Regions from separate parts of the Homo sapiens genome. Here region 1 is linked to region 2. A link is a contact called in ENCODE Hi-C data. All regions are on one chromosome and are shown on one strand. The core of a region is the stretch at or near the end of the contact, and the rest is flanking DNA. Distances in the headings are between cores, read along the strand shown. Region 1 overlaps PRKG1 (protein kinase cGMP-dependent 1). Region 2 overlaps PRKG1 (protein kinase cGMP-dependent 1).

What was found. A loop is a pair of places that touch in the nucleus more often than their neighbours do. Pooled maps may share reads with other maps.
Region 1: a loop to region 2 is called in a map of gastrocnemius medialis, with 3 times the contacts of the local background. The contact joins two enhancer-like sites. A Hi-C loop is called at or near these places in 4 of 168 maps with a recorded cell type or tissue (Caco-2, gastrocnemius medialis and psoas muscle) and 5 of 50 pooled maps.

The regions. Positions count from the first base shown.
Region 1 is chr10:52,210,857-52,213,556 of GRCh38, forward strand. All of the region lies in intron 9 of PRKG1 (protein kinase cGMP-dependent 1), which reads left to right. The region is part of intron 1 of LOC124902425 (a long non-coding RNA gene); the gene reads right to left. Among named protein-coding and RNA genes, the nearest start is that of PRKG1-AS1, 100 kb to the right of the region's middle. RefSeq lists an enhancer at 2,484-2,700 and a silencer at 2,613-2,700. Within about 2 kb of position 1,400, at least 4 of the 41 ENCODE cell types and tissues checked have a DNase peak (open chromatin) inside an H3K27ac peak, as active enhancers do; they include gastrocnemius medialis, where a contact is called at or near this core.
Region 2 is chr10:52,070,764-52,073,463 of GRCh38, forward strand. The region is part of intron 7 of PRKG1 (protein kinase cGMP-dependent 1); the gene reads left to right. Among named protein-coding and RNA genes, the nearest start is that of PRKG1-AS1, 240 kb to the right of the region's middle. Within about 2 kb of position 1,253, at least 3 of the 41 ENCODE cell types and tissues checked have a DNase peak (open chromatin) inside an H3K27ac peak, as active enhancers do; they include gastrocnemius medialis, where a contact is called at or near this core.

The sequences.
Region 1 (2,700 bases), core at 150-2,649, 140 kb after region 2:
ATAATTGCATAAGCTGTCATTTAAAAGTACATATCAAAAATATATACATCAATGAGTCAATATACTTATTTTCTTCAGGTTTAAGTTTTAATTTTCTTTTTCATCAAAACATTCATCATATAAAATAGCACCTCTAACTGGCACCATCAGTTATATAGTAAACATTTACTGAACATGTGTCGGCTACTATACTAAGCAATGAAATTCTACTTGGATTTCTTTTTCCTGCTACACTTCACTTTTTAAGAGAAAGAAGCAAGTATCATCCAAATCAGTTATCGGATAGTCTGTTCTTTTAAAGTTTGTAGTTTTTGTCTTGGGATCTGTATACACGTATCATGTTCTGCTTTACTTTCTGCCTGGGCTACAGTCCCCACAGGAATTCATGTTGACCCTGATGCACTGCAAGGTCTTTGATACAAGGGAGAGATTATATTTTACCCAGTATTCTAACTATATCCAGAAAATATGTAGAGACATAGTCAAGAAATTTTTCGCAACTAATTATTTAAAGAAAAGCATTTTTGCCCTTAAAAAGGTTAAATCTTCATAATCCAATGAACAAGGACAGCCTATAACCAGCTGTCCGGTTGTAGGTTTTGTTTGCGAGTTCAACCGTCACTTGGTTATTTATTTCTATTTAAGAATTATGCATGCGTTTAGAAATTGCTACTATCAGATGGTACAGTAATGATATTTTCCTGGGCCAAACCAATAGATTTTCACAATATATAGTTAATTCAGAGAGACAGTTCTACTGAATTGTCTTTATTACAAATGTGGATATTAATTAAAACTTCTGAAATGAAGTAACTTAAAAAATACACAAATACCTATCCTGGTAAAAAAAAAAAAAAAAAAGAAAAGTAATTCAATAATTGGTTAGTAAAGTAACGGGGGTGATGAATGTTACTACGGAAAGTGGAAGATATGAATGCACTTAAATGATCTGCTAATAACTGTGTGATCTGTGGCAATTCTACCCCTCCAGATTCAGTTTCTATACTTAAAAAAAATAGAAAAAAAACTTGTATGAAAAGATTTCTATAAATCTTATATTTCTAAAGTTACATGAATTCAATACCACTTACCTGAACATTGGTAGTGTGTTTTAATGCAAATTAACTTTTTTATTAGGTGTTAAAACATTTTTATTACTGTTGTTAAAAGAAAAACTTTAGACAAATTTAACAGAATTTAATTGAGCCAAGAAAGACTTGCAAATCGGGCACCCCCCAGAACTAGAATAAATTCAGAGCAACTCTGGGGCTGCCACATGGTCGGATAACATTTATGGACTGAAAAAGGAAAATGAAGTACAAAAAAACAGTAGTGAGGTACAGAAACAGCTGGATTGGTTACAGCTCAGCATCTGCTTTAGTCAGAGAAGGTTTGAGCAATCGGCCACCAGTGATTGGCCTAAGCGCTCTGACTGATAGAAAAGTAGGTTACAGTCTGTTTACACCTCATTAGGTTACAGTTCACTGTATGGAGAAACCTTTAGGGTGAACTTAAAATAGGAAAGGAGGCAGCTTTAGGCTAACCTTAATTTAACACTGGTAATTCACTTGCCTCCTAAACTGTTAATGTAACTACCATCACAAACTTTAACACCTCCAAGAAGAGAATTTTTCTTCCCTGTTCCTTGATTTTTTAAAAAAGAGAGAATTAAAAAGATAACATATACTTTCTCATCTCATATACTGTAGCTTTTCTATCTTTTCATCCATATGGCTGTTGGGGGGAGAGGGGTGGTGTAGGGGAGAGAGAGAGAGAGAGATTAAAAAAAAAGAGAAATACTAGTTACAAGGCAGAATTATCTTTCTGATTGCATGAAACCCATAGATCATTTTCTCTCCAACAGAAATCTTTTCAGTAACCTCAATCCACGTTTTGGCTTCATTTTTTATTATGCTTTAACTGGATTATGGAATAAAACCAAGTTTCGATTTGGTTTCTGTTAGATATTGTTTTTCGCAAAGGGATTGTAGCTTTTTCCTATTAAAAAGTCAAATTTACCTTCAGTGAAAACACTAAAAGAAAATTGAACAGGAATTTCAACATAGAGTGATTTTGTCATAACAAGTTAGATATACATGGGAAAGTTCAGCAACTCTCAAAGTGCTTTATATCAGTGGTCCTGATAACCACTGCGTACATGAATGTTTACACACTAAGAAATTGACTTTTGCACTTAAAGCAAATAAACTTTCAAGTAGTTATATATTAATTCGGCTCTGAATATAAGTCAGTCACTATGTTATGACACAAAGAAATAGAAGTTTAGTCCTGGCCTTAAAACTTAAAAGTATAATAAAAAAAATAAAAATAAAAATAAAACTCTTACAAAACAGGAAAAAATGAAAAAAAGAAGTTCAGTTGACTTTTGATAGCTTTACAAACTGAGTTGGCAACAAATGTGTTCAAATGTGAAGAAAATCAGGAAACATCTCACCTGAATCTGTTTGGTAAAAAATTTGTTATGGGTTTATTTAAGACTCGTCATGGAAACGTCATACCTTATTTATGACACTATGTCCTAACATGCAGACTCAATGCAAATCTTAGCTTCTTTTTAGTGAAGCTCAAGGAAAAAGTCTTGGTGACCAACATAAGGAAGAGTCCATTTTAACATAGCAGCAATGCATTCATGAAATCCTAGCTGGAACCAGTTCAGACAGGGACATAGGATGTGCTTTG
Region 2 (2,700 bases), core at 3-2,502:
CAAGTCTTCAGTTCAATTAATACACTGAGTAGGTTCCAATGACTATTTTATAAAAGTAATTTTAGAAGTTCTACTTGGTGCATCAAAGTGCTTAGGAGTGTGAGCTCTGAAATGAGACTTCTTGGGTTCAAACCCCAGCTCCATTGTTTATGAAATGTGTGATCTTGTTGATGTTCATCTCTGTTTCAGCTTCATGGTTTGTAAAAGTAGAATAATAGTGCTTGCCACATAGGGTCAAGGTGATTAATAGGCCAAATAATGTATATAGTATGTATGCATGTTAGAATAATGTCTGGCATATACTAAGTGTTTGATAAATGTGAGGTATTATTGCCATTATTTTATTATTTTTAAATATCTTTTTTCTTTTCCTTTATTTATTCATATTTTTAATTTTGATTCAGAAGGTACATGTGCAGGTTTGTTACATGGGTGTACTGTGTGATGCTGAGGTTTAGGCTTCTAATACTCCCATGGCCCAAGTAGGGAACATAGTACCTAAAAGGTAGATTTTCAACCCTTGCCTCCATCTCTGCCTCCCCTCTTTTCAACTCTCTAGTGTCTATTGTTCCCATGATGGTGTTCACATGAACTCAATGTTCAGCTCCCACTTATAAGTGAAAACATGTGTATTTGGCTTTCTGTTTCTGCATTAACTGGTTTAGGATAATGGCCTCCAGCTGCATCCTATGTTGCTGCAATGGACATCTTAAATATCTTTTACATTGTTTCTTATATCATCTTTTTTTGCTGTATGTCTTCAGAAATTATTTTTAGAATGTCAAATTCTTTGAAACTTTCTGTTAGTTTCACTTTTGGGGTGCACATTCTTCCATTTGTCACTTCCACCAACTTTCCTTCCGTGTGTGGTTTAGTATAGCTGAGGTGTGCTTGTCTTGGGTGGGGGTGGGGGTGGGGTTTTTTGGTGTTTTTATTTTCTACCACATACCCATTTTCAGTGGAGTTAGTGGACTGAGGGATTGATTTTCTTGTGCTCACGTTATTGAAGCATCTCTATGTACCTATTTTATATGTTTCATATTTGCCTCTGCAAAGATACGTTTTAGCTTAATATCCCTGTAACTTGAAGATAACATTGAAAGAATTCAGTTCTTCCAGTTACAAGGCTTGGGTTTCTGTTTCTCTCAGAGAAAGACTCTTGACATTTACTTGGGCTGACAGAGAGAGTTATTTATACTGCGTGTGCCTTTTGTGTCGAAATGCTCCAGGGCTCTGGCCTTATGAAGGACTCAGTCCCAGTCGCCCTCTCCCGTGGGGCCATCACCAGGCTCCTTCACCCAGCCCTTATGACTCCTGTGCGGCTCCAGCTTGTTTCTCCAGCCTTGGGACCCTTCTCTTTCCAGCACCTGAGACTCTCAGGGTTTATTGTTTTGCTTTTTTTTTTTTTTTTTTTTTTTTTTACGTTTTTCATTTTAGTGAATATTATAATTAATTTGGTTTTTAGTGAAGATTATTCTCGTGAGGATTATAGTGAATAATCTATGGAAAAAGTAACACAATGTCTGGTGGGAATTTTTATTTCTGTTGTTCTGGATTTGTGGCTGTCCAAAACAAAACAAAACAATACAAAACAAAACAAAAAGATGCTGTCCTCTCACTTTTCTGGCCTGAGTTATTCTCCTCTTCAGGATTTATAAAGAGGAGATTAAAATAATTGATGTACTAGGTGCTATAGGAAAAGCACAGAGTATCATAGTAACATTTTTTCTCCACCCCAGAACTTTTTCCTACGGGGCAAGTCAACTTAGCTGTCACACAAGTATCTCACATATCCCTTGGACAAAAGTAAACTCATTTTCTTTCCAACTCCAATCAAGTCTATTCTTTTTCAAGTGAATATTACATGTGTTTATCAAACCAGAAATTTGGACATTATCCTTGACTCTTTCTTCTCCTAAAATTTCCTCTCATAATAACGAATCCTGTTTGTTCTACCTCTTAAATAACTCTCAACTTCAACTCTCAATCTGCTTCTCACCACCCTCATGCCACTGTTCCTGTTAGTGCCACCATGATCTGTCTAAATTATAGGACAGCCACCTAATTGGTCTCCCTGTGTCCAGTCTTCCGCACTTTTTATCCATTCCCCTCTTTGTGATGATGACAAAGTATTTGTATTAAGTTTCTTAGTGTGGCCATAATAAATTACACAAACTGGGTGGCTAAAACAATAGCAATTTATTCTTTCACAGGTCTGTAGGCTAGACATCCAAAGTCAAAGTGTCACCAGGCCACACTCCCTTTGGAAGCTCTAGGGAGGAATCTGTTCCATGCCTCACTCCTAGCTTTTGGTGGTTCCCAGCAGTCCTTGGCATTTTTTGTCTTGGAGCTACATCACTTTAGTTTCTGTCACTGTCTTCACATGGCTGTTTTCCCTCTGCGTGTGCCTCTGTATCAAAATCTTTCTTTATGAGAACACCAGTCATTGAATGGAGGGCCCACCCTGATCCAGTATGGCAGCACCTTAACTTGATCATATCTGGAAGACCTTATTTTCAAATATAATTACATTCACAGGTTTGAGGGCTAGGGCTTCGACATATCTTTTGGGAGGGCACAAATCAACTCACTACATTCTCTAAAGCAAATCGCGTCATGCCACTTTTCTCCTCAAAGGCTTGCTCTGGCACTCCCTGTTGTGAGAGCTGCTCCCATATCATTGCCGCAGTCTCATGATCA